Regions from separate parts of the Homo sapiens genome. Here region 1 is linked to region 2. Evidence: read pairs that join two places in POLR2A ChIA-PET (ENCODE). Cell type or tissue: endothelial cell of umbilical vein. All regions are shown on one strand. Links, peaks and the distances in the headings refer to the core of each region. The heading gives the core; the rest is flanking DNA.

The links. ChIA-PET counts read pairs that join two places held together with the same protein. Peaks named below come from ENCODE experiments on the same cell type or tissue, not always from the same donor. Only the 100,000 strongest peaks of a DNase experiment are listed, where the experiment ranks them.
Region 1: POLR2A ChIA-PET joins it to region 2 with 9 read pairs; 4 of 35 experiments call an interaction of 5 or more read pairs at or near these places.

What each region holds. Positions count from the first base shown.
Region 1 is chr15:72,272,539-72,277,753 of GRCh38, forward strand. It overlaps PARP6 (poly(ADP-ribose) polymerase family member 6), which reads right to left and starts at 16. Exons shown (of 24, transcript NM_001323532.2): 1 at 1-16. RefSeq lists a silencer at 1-178 and enhancers at 319-368, 429-518. In endothelial cell of umbilical vein, for the core only: a CTCF peak has its summit at 379; a DNase peak (open chromatin) is centred at 223; H3K4me3 peaks cover 756 bases; H3K27ac peaks cover 9 bases.
Region 2 is chr15:72,327,836-72,333,325 of GRCh38, forward strand. No RefSeq gene overlaps it. Among named protein-coding and RNA genes, the nearest start is that of CELF6, 10 kb to the left of the region's middle. In endothelial cell of umbilical vein, for the core only: no CTCF peak of the experiment used is centred there; no DNase peak of the experiment used is centred there.

The sequences.
Region 1 (5,215 bases), core at 1-5,000, 56 kb before region 2:
ACGAGCGGCCCGGGACGCCCCGCGGGGGCGGAGCGGCAGGCCAAGGGGCGGGGGCCGGGCCTGGCGGGCGAGGTCGCGCACCCCACGCCTCGTCGTTCCGTCACGGGCGCGCTCAGCCACTCTGCGCACGCTCGCGCGGTGACACGATGGCACGTGGCCCGCTCCTGACCAACAGCCTGACGGCCTGCTCCTGGGCGCGCCTCAGCAGCCGACGCCAGCCTTGAGACGCCTGCGCGGCGGTCGCTAGTCGGGAAAGGGTGCGGAGTGGGGGGTGGCGCCTGCGCCGTGGGTAGGGGAGGCAGTGGAGAAGGAAGAGGGACTCTGGGGGAGTGCGGGGAGCCTTCCAAAGGAGAATACTTGCATTTAGCGCCCCGAGTGGTTGGGAGGAACAAGCAGGAAGGGCAACCCAGGTTGCCTGTAGGCCGGGAGGGAGTCCCCTCGCCGGAGGTTGGGGCCGGCAGGTAGAGACTGAGGGAAGTCCTGAGGCCTTGCTGACTGCAGGATTCTCTGGTTCGACAATGGAAGTCGAACACCTCGGGCTTTTAAAAATTCTGGCATTTAACTCATTTGTTCCCCGGTAGCTGCAGCGTGATGGAGAGCACCCTGGCCTTCTAGTCAATCTGGGTCTGAAGCTTGGGTTCGGCACTTATTGATGGTGCAGCCTTAAGCGATGACTTTCACTTTGTGAATCTGATTTCTCCTCTTTGAGGTGGAGACAGTAATATGTGTTTCACGGAGCCGTTGTGGTGAGGATGAACTGAGATAGTGTTAGGTTGAACCGTAGGAAATTGCTATTTTTGCAGTTTATAAACAGTCAGATACCTTCAATTTCATACGATTCCAACTAATCCATGTAAAGTAACCAGCAGAGTACTTGGGACTAGGAAGTAGTTCATACATGGAAGCTGTAATTGTGGTTATTGTGGTTATTAACCCTAGACATGGCCAGATCTCCTTCATCCTTATTAGTCTTGGGGCTTCCACGTGACCCTCTTTTCCATCAACACTAATGGGAAAAGGCTTATCTTAGACCTACTCTGTTTCCTCACTCCCTCTTTGTAGCTGGACACAGTACACACAAAGAAGGCTTTGGCCCTGAATGATATAAACACGTCATGTCTATCCCTCCTAAGCTGGCCTCAGAAGTTTCCCAGTTAACTTTTTGTTGTTGGTTGATTTACATTTGCACATTCTCAGCCTCTCCTTTCTAACTCCTTCCCCTTTTGATGTCCCCCTCTGCTCACCTTGCCACTCAGCCTGGGCCACAACACCGTCTCGGTGTGAGTTTGTTACATCTACTGCTTATAGTAACTGAAAAAAGTGAGGGATCAATATAACCTCGGTTTCAGAGTGCGGAAGTTCAGAGTGGTAGGGGAAGGAGTCAGGCCTGCTCTCTAAAACAACTCACCATCAAGGGCCCCGTAATAGCTTTTGAGAACCAAGTATGTATGGGAGTGTTTGAACATAAGCACTGTGCCCATGAGTGACAAGTCCAACTCCAGTATTCAATAACCTTTAGGATTCCCCCTTTCCAGCATACCACCACTAGCTCTTCTATTCATCATGAATCTCAGCCACCTCATAGTTTACCAGTATCTTCCAGGCTTCACCTCTTTTCCTACCCAGTCCACATCCTTGGTCAGTCATTTTAATCACATCTTTGTTAATATGCTTGCACTTACTCTGTAAAAATCACACTCCTGGGTCATGCCAGCTATCTACCTTCTCTACTCTCCCATCCTAAACCAGGATAAAGGAAGTCATCCAATCCTGCACACTTAAGCTTGTGAGTGGACACCATTTAGGTTAGTCTAGCCCATGAACCCTATTCTGTGGGAATTATCGTTTCCACACCCACACTATGGATCCACAGGCCCCAGGGCCATGTTCGTCTTGTGTGACCTCTAGCACTTTAGCTGCAGTTTATTGAACTGTGAGTGGATTCCTGGTCTAAGCTGTGTTAAACAGATGTTCTCCTGAAAATCTGGGATTAGAGCTGACAGATTATGATTCTAACTGGACTGGTTTCTTAAGCAAAAGAGACATAGACTTAGGAGCTATGGTACATCTACCTCCCACCTACTATGATGAATGAGAAAAGGAAAAAGACCATCTGGGGACACAGAATGAAGCATGGAGAGGCAGAGACCAGAAATGGTGAGACTACTCTCTGCTTTCTGGCAGCTTCCCAGGCACCCCTCCCTTCCTTCCTTCTTTTTTTTTTTTTTTTTTTTTTGAGACAGGGTCTCACTGTGTTACTCAGGCTGGAGTACAGTGGTGTGATCATAGCTTACTGCAGCCTCCAAGGCTTAAGCATGCACTAACATATCTGGCTAATTAATTTTTTTTTGCAGAGATGGGGTCTCCCTATGTTGCCCAGGCTGATCTTGAACTCCTGGGCCCAAGCAGTCCTCCATCTTGTCCTCCCAAAGTACTGGGATTACAGGTGTGAGCCACTATACCCTGCCCAAGGCACTTTCTGAGGCCCTCTGATCTTGAGGGACTAGGAGTCAGTTTTTATCTAGAATAAATGGCTTAAGCTAACTTAATGTGCACTCAGTACAGAGCTCCTACAAATTCATTGTCTCCTCAGCAGAGTCCTCAGTGTACCCAGCAACCCTTCCCATGTCAGCCTCTCCCACCATCCCCCATTCTGCTTCACAGAAAAAATAAAGGCTCTGGGTGCCAGGTACTTGGGTGGCTGAGGCAGGAGGATCTCTGGAGCCCAGGAGTTCAAGGCTACAGTGAACTGTGGTTATGCCACTGCACTCCAGCCTCAGCAATGGAGCGAGACTCCCCATCTCTTTAAAAATAAATAAATAAATAAAAGGCCACGGGGGAACTGCCTCAATTTTCTGTCCCCTCCAAACATTTGAATCTCTCCCATCCTTTCTGTTTCAGAAGTGGAGAGGGCTCTCTTCAAATACAAAGTTAGTCCTTTCACTGTGATCTGTATTTCATTCCTTTTTGCCTCCTTGGGAAATTTGCTCCTTACCTCTCTCTTTCATTTATATTCAACTTTTTCCTCTCCCCTACTCGTTGATCTCAGTATATAAGCTTGATCAACTAGCCCAACCGTAAAAAGAAAATCCAATTTGAATCCTATATGCCATGCTACTGATTTTTCTTGCCTTTAACCAAACTTCTAGGAGTAGCCTATACTCCCCCTCTCCACTTTCTTGTCTTCAGTTGTTCCTTAAATCTGGTGTCATCTGACCTCTCCCCAAAATTTCTACTGAAAATACTTTCACCAAAGTGACACATGACTTACAAATGGACAAATCCATTGGGAATTTTCAGGCTTCATTTATATGACCACACAGTGTCATTTGGCATTGTCAATCATCTTGCCCCTGCAGTTGACTGCATGGTGTCATTTGGCATTGTCAATCATCTTGCCCCTGCAGTTGACTGCATGGTGTCATTTGGCATTGTCAATCATCTTGCCCCTGCAGTTGACTGCATGGTGTCATTTGGCATTGTCAATCATCTTGCCCCTGCAGTTGACTGCATGGTGTCATTTGGCATTGTCAATCATCTTGCCCCTGCAGTTGACTGCATGGTGTCATTTGGCATTGTTGATCATCCTGCCCCTGCAACCCTTTCCTCTGTTGGCTCTTATGGGCTACACTCTTCCAGTTTCTTGCTACACCTCATATGACTCCTTCACAGTATCCTTATTATACTCCCTTTCCTTCATTCCCTACTTAAGTAGAAAAGCAGTTCAGCCCACATCCATTTCTCCTATTACTCTTCCCTGTGGCCTCCATGGCCACTTGAAGGAGATCTTGATAATTTGGGGTTGCCCAGAAACAGAATCTCCTTCTTATGTTACAAGTTTTAGAAGTAAGCAGAGCCTATCTTTCATGACAGACACTAAAAAGGTTGAATCTTTGCTTTCCCAGCTCTCTAGCTAAGACAGAGGCATGTGACCTTGGCCTGGCCAAGCATCTTCCAGAAATGTAGTTTCTGGAGTGACTCAGAGAAATAGAATCATAGAGAATTCATGCCAGTGGCAATGGTGACAGGAGAGCAGGGTCAGCTTTACCCCATGCCCAGGGACTTTCATGGTGTGGGTACTGGTAGTGGTGACATCCCATGTCCAATAATGATGACAGCAGCAGTGGTCTTGTGGAGCTGGTTCTGGCATCTGAATTTGGCCTGTGCTGTGGTGGACTGGCCTCTCATTGTTCCTGCCTATTTTCCAAGCTTGGGTCTTTTGCCTGGCAATCCCGTGACCCACCTAGTGCCCTTTCAACAAAAGTCTCATTTAAATCCACCTGAGTGACACACAGTTATAGACTGGAACTCCCAAATCTATATTTCCATCCTGTACTTCTTCTTCTTTTTTTTTTTTTTTTGACGGAGTCTCGCTCTGTTGCCAGGCTGGAGTGTGGTGGCGTGATCTTGGCTCACTGCAACCTCTGCCTCCCAGGTTCAAGCGATTCTCCTGCCTCAGCCTCCTGAGTAGCTGAGACTACAGATGCACGCCACCACGCCTGGCTAATTTTTGTATTTTTAGTAGAGACGGGGTTTCACCACATTGGCCAGGATGGTCTCAATCTCTTGACCTTGTGATCCACCCACCTCGGCCTCCCAAAGTGCTGGGATTACAGGCGTGAGCCACCGCGCCTGGCTTCCATCCTGTACTTCTTGAGTTTCAAGTTAACTTTGGTCAAGTTGTCTTTTGGACAGCTCCACTTGGATGTCACATAGGCAAACATCTTCTCACTGTATTTCTTTCATGTTCCTAACTTAGTAAATCTCACCTATGACTTATTCAGACTGAACCCTGAGAAGAAAGCATCTTAGACTTCTCCCATCCTTATTTAAATGGAACCAATTTTACCTCATAAACTCTAAATTTTACATCTTAATACATCTTCTTCTTCTTTTTCTTTCTTTCCAAACTCTGGCCTCCTGCCCTCTAGCTGCCTAAAAGCACAGAGACTCAGAAGGCAGAACAGGCCACACGCCTGGGTCTGGCTTTTCCCAAGGGATATCTTAGGTGCTGAGCAGAAAATGCAAGAAACTAAAAAGCCTGTGGAATGAGCCTCAGCCTCCTGGGGAGTAGTAGACAGGGTCTCAATATGTGGCCCAGGCTGGTCTCAAACTCCTGGCCTAAAGTTATCCTCCCACCTCGACCTCCCAAAGTGCTAGGATTACAAGTGCGAGCAAATTAATACATCTTAAATCAATCCCTCCTTTATATTCC
Region 2 (5,490 bases), core at 297-5,296:
GTTCTGTTGCTTTCCCTTTCCTCTTCAGGAAATCCTGTCATACATATGTTAGATCTTCTGCCTATCTTGTTTTTTGTTTTGTTTTTTGATCACTTTCTCCCAAATCCTTTTTTATCTCTTTCTTCTTTAAAAATATATTTTTTTAAAATCCTCCATGGCTGGTGCGGTGGCTCACACCTGCAATCCCAACATTTTGGGAGGCCAAAGAGGGCAGATCACCTCCATTTAATCTTCTATTTGTCTGAAGATATTATCCATTGTCATTTTTGCTAGTGAAACTTCTAGAATAGACTTCATTTCTGAAATAACTTTTCATTTATTCTAATTCCCTCCTGAGTTCTGTAACCTCACTTTTAAACATCTTATTTTTTCCAATCATCACATTTTTGAATTTTTCTCACTCTTATATTGATTTTTCATAGTCCCTTTTCTTTTCTTAATGGTTTTCTTTTGTTTTAAGGGTAAATCTTTCTGTCATGCTTTCACTGTCAACAGGGACATTATGGTATTATTCCCTATCCTCCTCTTTTATGTATGGACTTCAATTGAGTAGTTTTAATTGCTTTTTTTTTTGAGATGGAATTTCGCTCTTGTTACCCAGGCTGGAGTGCAGTGGCATGATCTCGGCTCATTGCAACCTCCACCTCCTAGGTTCAAGCGATTCTCCTGCCTCAGCCTCCCAAGTAGCTGGGATTACAGGCGCACGCCACTACACCTGGCTAACTTTATATTTTTAGTGGCGAAGGGATTTTGCCATGTTGGCCAAGCTGGTCTTGAACTCCTGACCTCAGGTGACCTACCTGCCTCAGCCTCCCGAAGCGCTGGGATTACAGGGGTGAGCCACCGCACCTGGCCTAATTGTTCATTTTTAAGGGCAATGAGTTTTTCTGTTTAGAAAGAGCAATAGGAAGAATAGCCTTTTTCTTTTTTTGTGTGATGGAGTCTCGCTCTGTCACCCAGGCTGGAGTGCAGTGGCACGATCTCGGCTCACTGTAACCTCCATCTCCCAGGTTCCAGAGATTCTCCTGCCTCAGCCTGCCGAGTAGCTGGGATTACAGGCGCCCGCCACCACACTTGGCTAATTTTTCTTTTTTTAACCATGTTGGCCAGGCTGGTCTCGAACTCCTGACCTTAAGTGATCTGCCCACTTTGGCCTCCCAACGTGTTGGGATTACAGGCATGAGCCACCACGCCCGGCCAAGAATAGCTTTTCTAGCTTCAAAGCTTTAGAGTTTTCTTTACCTTAAAATAGGTGATACAAATGTGATCTTTGACTCCCGAGACAGGCATCCTCTACTACGCCACCTACTTCTATCTGGACCTTCTCTCTCTCTCTCTCTCTCTCTCTTTTTTTTTTTTTTTGTCCTTATTGTCTCTGCTAAGTTCTATTTGGATTCTACTGCCAGCAGTTTCTCCTCTATTTGGGCTTTGTCTTGGAAGGAAGTGTTGATTTGTTAGTCTCAAGATCTCATAAAGTTCAGACCACTCCAATATCTCCAGAACTTTAAAAATTAGAACAGAAATCAATGAAATTGAAAACAGAAAATAAAGAGAAAAAAATCAACAAAATCAAAAGATGATTCTTTGAAAAGATAATAAAATTAACAAACCTCTAGCCAGGCTAACCAAGAAAAAAACAAGACACAAATTATTAATGTCAAAAATTAGAGATGGGGCTCACTCCTGTAACCCCAGCACTTTGGGAGGCTGAGGCGGGCAATTGCTTGAGTCCAGGAGTTCAAGACCAGCCTAGGCAACATGGGGAAACCCTGTCTCTACAAAATATAAAAATTGGCTGGGCTTGGTGGCGCATGCCTGTAGTGCCAGCTACTTGGGAGGCTTCGGTGGGAAGATCATCTGAGTTTGGGTCGGTCAAGGCTGCAGTGAGCCGTGATTGTGCCACTACACTCCAGCCTGGACAGAATGAGCCCCAGTCTCAAAACAAAACAACAACAACAACAACAACAACAAACAGAGATAGGCCATCACTACTGATTCCATGAGCATCAACAAGATAATAACGCAGGCTGGGTGTAGTGGCTCATGCCTGTAATCTCACCACTTTGGGAGGACGAAGCAGCCAGATCACTTTAGGTCAGGCGTTCGAGACCAGCCTGGCCAACACGGAGAAACCCCATCTCTACTAAAAATACAAAAATTAGGCTGGGCGCGGTGGCTCACGCCTGTAATCCCAGCACTTTGGGAGGCTGAGGCGGGCGGATCATGAGGTCAGGAGATCGAGACCATCCTGGCTAACGCGGTGAAACCCCGTCTCTACTAAAAATACAAAAAAAATTAGCCAGGCTTGGTGGCGGGCACCTTTAGTCCCAGCTACTCGGGAGGCTGAGGCAGGAGAATGGCGTGAACCTGGGAGGCGGAGCTTGCAGTGAGCCGAGGTAGTGCCACCGGACTCCAGCCTGGGTGACAGAGCGAGACTCCATCTCAAAACAAAACAAAACAAAACAAAAAAAATTAGTGGGGCGTGGCGACAGGTGCCTGTAATCCCAGCTACTCGGGAGGCTGAGGCAGGAGGAGAATCACTTGAACCTGGGAGGCAGAGGTTCAGTGAACCGAGATCGTGCCACTGTACTCCAGCCTGGGCAACAGAGGTAGTGACTCCATTTCAAAAAAAAAAAAAAAAAAAAGGATAATAAAGGAATATTATGAAGAATTCTATGCCCACAAATTTGTCACACAGGCTAAAGTGCAGTGGTGCAATCACAGCTCACTGCAGCCTCCACCTCCTGGGCTCAAGTGATCCTCTTGCCTCAGTTTCCTGAGAAGCTAGGATTTACAAGCATGTACCACCACACCTGGGTAAGTTTTTTTTATTTTTTGTAGAGACGGGGTCTTGCTATGTAGGCTAGGGTGACTAATTTGTATTATTTCTTTTCTCTCCTTATTTGAAATTTAATTTTCTATGTCTAGTTTCCAGAAGTGGAAGCCGATTATTGATTTTATATCTTTCTCCCTTTGGAATATATACATTCAATGCTACAGGTTTCTCTTGCAGCATTGCTTTTACTACATCCCACAAATTTTGATAAGTTGTATTTTTCGTTTTCATTTAGTTTAAAATATTTTCAAAATTTCTCGAGTCTTTTTTTCTTTTTTGAGGTGGGGTCTCACTCTGTCACCCAGCCTGGAGTACAGTGGCATGATCATAGCTGTATTAGTCAGGGTTCTCTAGAAGGCCAGGACTAATAGGACAGATGTACATATGAAAGGGAGTTTATTAAGGAGTATCGACTCAAACAATCACAAGGTGAAGTCCTACAATAGGCCATCTGCAAGCTAAGGAGCAAGAAGCCAGTCTGAGTCCCAAAACTTCAAAAGAGGGAAGCTGACAGTGCAGTCTTCAGTCTGTGGCCAAAGGCCAGAGTCCCTGGCAAATCACTTAAGTCCAAGAGTCCAATAGCTGAAAAACTTGGAGTCCGATGTTTGAAGGCAGGAAGCATCCAGCACAGGAGAAAGATGAAGACCAGAAGACTCAGCCAGTCTGTCCTTCCACGTTCTTCTGCCTGCTTTATTCCAGCTGCACTGGCAGCTGATTAGATTGTGACCACTGGATTGAGGATGGGTCTGACTTGTTAATCTCCTTTGGCAACATCCTCACAGACATACATATGGAGGAACAATACTTTGCATCCTTCAATCCAATCAAATTGACACTTGATATTAACCATCACAATAGCTCACTGCAGCCTTGACTGCCTGGGACTCAAGTGATCCTCCCACCTCAGCCTCCCGAGTAGCTGGGACCACAAGTGTGTGCCACGCCCAGCTAATTTATTATTATTGTTTATTTTATTTTTTTTAGAAATGGGGTATCACTATGTTTCCTAGGCTGGTTTTGAGTGTTTTTCTTTGGCCTATGTATTATTCAGAAGTGTATTGGTTAATAAGCTACTCCGGAGACTGAGGCAGGAGAATCGCTTAAACCTGGGAGGTGGAGGTTGCAGTGAGCTGAGATCGCACCACTGCACTCCAGCCTGGGCGACAGAGTGAGACTCTATCTCCAAAAAAAAAATAATAATAATAAAAGAAAAGAAGTATATTGGTTAATCTTTAAATATTTGACTATTTTCTAGCTATATTTCTGTTATTGAATTCTGTTTAATTTTTTTGTGATTTGGGGGCATACAATGTATGATTTCAAGCTCTTTAAATATGTTAAGGAGTGTTTTATGCCCAAAAATGTGGTCTATCGTGGTGAATATTCCGTGTGAACTTGAAATGAATATATAGACCAAGTTGACTCATGTTGCTGTTCACTTCAACTATGTCACTACCAATCTTCCTCCTGGATCTGTTAACTCCTAATACAGGGCTGTCAAAAACTCCAACTATAATAGCAGATTGTTTATTTCTTTTTGCAGTTCTATCAGTTTTTTTTCTCTCTTATGTATTTTGATACTAGGGCATACCCATAAAGGATTATGTCTTCTTGAAGAACTGATCTCTTTATCATTGTGTAATGGCCCTCTCTTTATCCTTTTTTTCTTTTTTTTTTTTTGTTTGTTTTTGAGACAGGGTCTTGCTCTGTCACCAAGGCTGAAGTGCAGTGTTGTTGCAATCATGGCTCACTGCAGCCTCAAACTCCCAGGCTCAAATGATCCTCTAGCCTCACCCTTCTGAGTAGCTGGGACTACAGGCACATACCACCACGCCTGGCTAACTTTTGTATTTTTTGTAGAGATGGCATTTCACCATGTTGCCCAGGCTGGTCTCAAGTGATCCTCCTGCCTCGGCCTCCCAAAGTACAGGGGTTACAGGCATGAACCATCACACCTGGCCCTCTTTATCCTTCATAATTTTCCTTGCTCTGAAGCTGACTCCATCTGAAACTAATACAGCTTTATTTTTTCTTTCATAGAGATGGGGGGGTCTCATTATATTGCCCAGGCTAGTCTCAAACTCCTGGCCTTAAGTGATCCTCCCGCCTCGACCTCCCAAAGTGCTGGGCCACCATGCCCAGCCTCCAGCCTTCTTTTGATTAGTGTTAGCATGATGCATCTTTCTCCATTCCTTTACTTTTAACCCATCTGTGTCTATATTTAAAGTTGATTTCTTACAGACAACACCAGTTGGGTCTTTTTTTTAAATTATTATTATTATTAGAGTCAGGGTCTCTCTGTCACCCAGGCTGGAGTTCAGTGGCACAATCACAACTCACTGCAGGCTCGACCTCCTGGGGTCAGGTGATCTTCCTGCCTCTGCCTCAGCCTCCAGAGTAGCTGGGACTACATGCACGCACCACCACACCGGCTTTTTGTACTTTTTATAGAGATGCAGTTTTGTCACGTTGCCCAGGCTGGTCTTGAACTCCTGGGCTCAAGCAGTCTCCCCAACTTGGCCTCCCAAAGTGCTGGAATTACAGGCACAAGCCACTGAGCCTGGCCCTTTTTAAAAAATTCATGTATTTAGACCATTGATAAAATTGCCATTGCTATTTCTTTTTTCTTTCTTTTTTTGTCTTCTTTGGTTTTA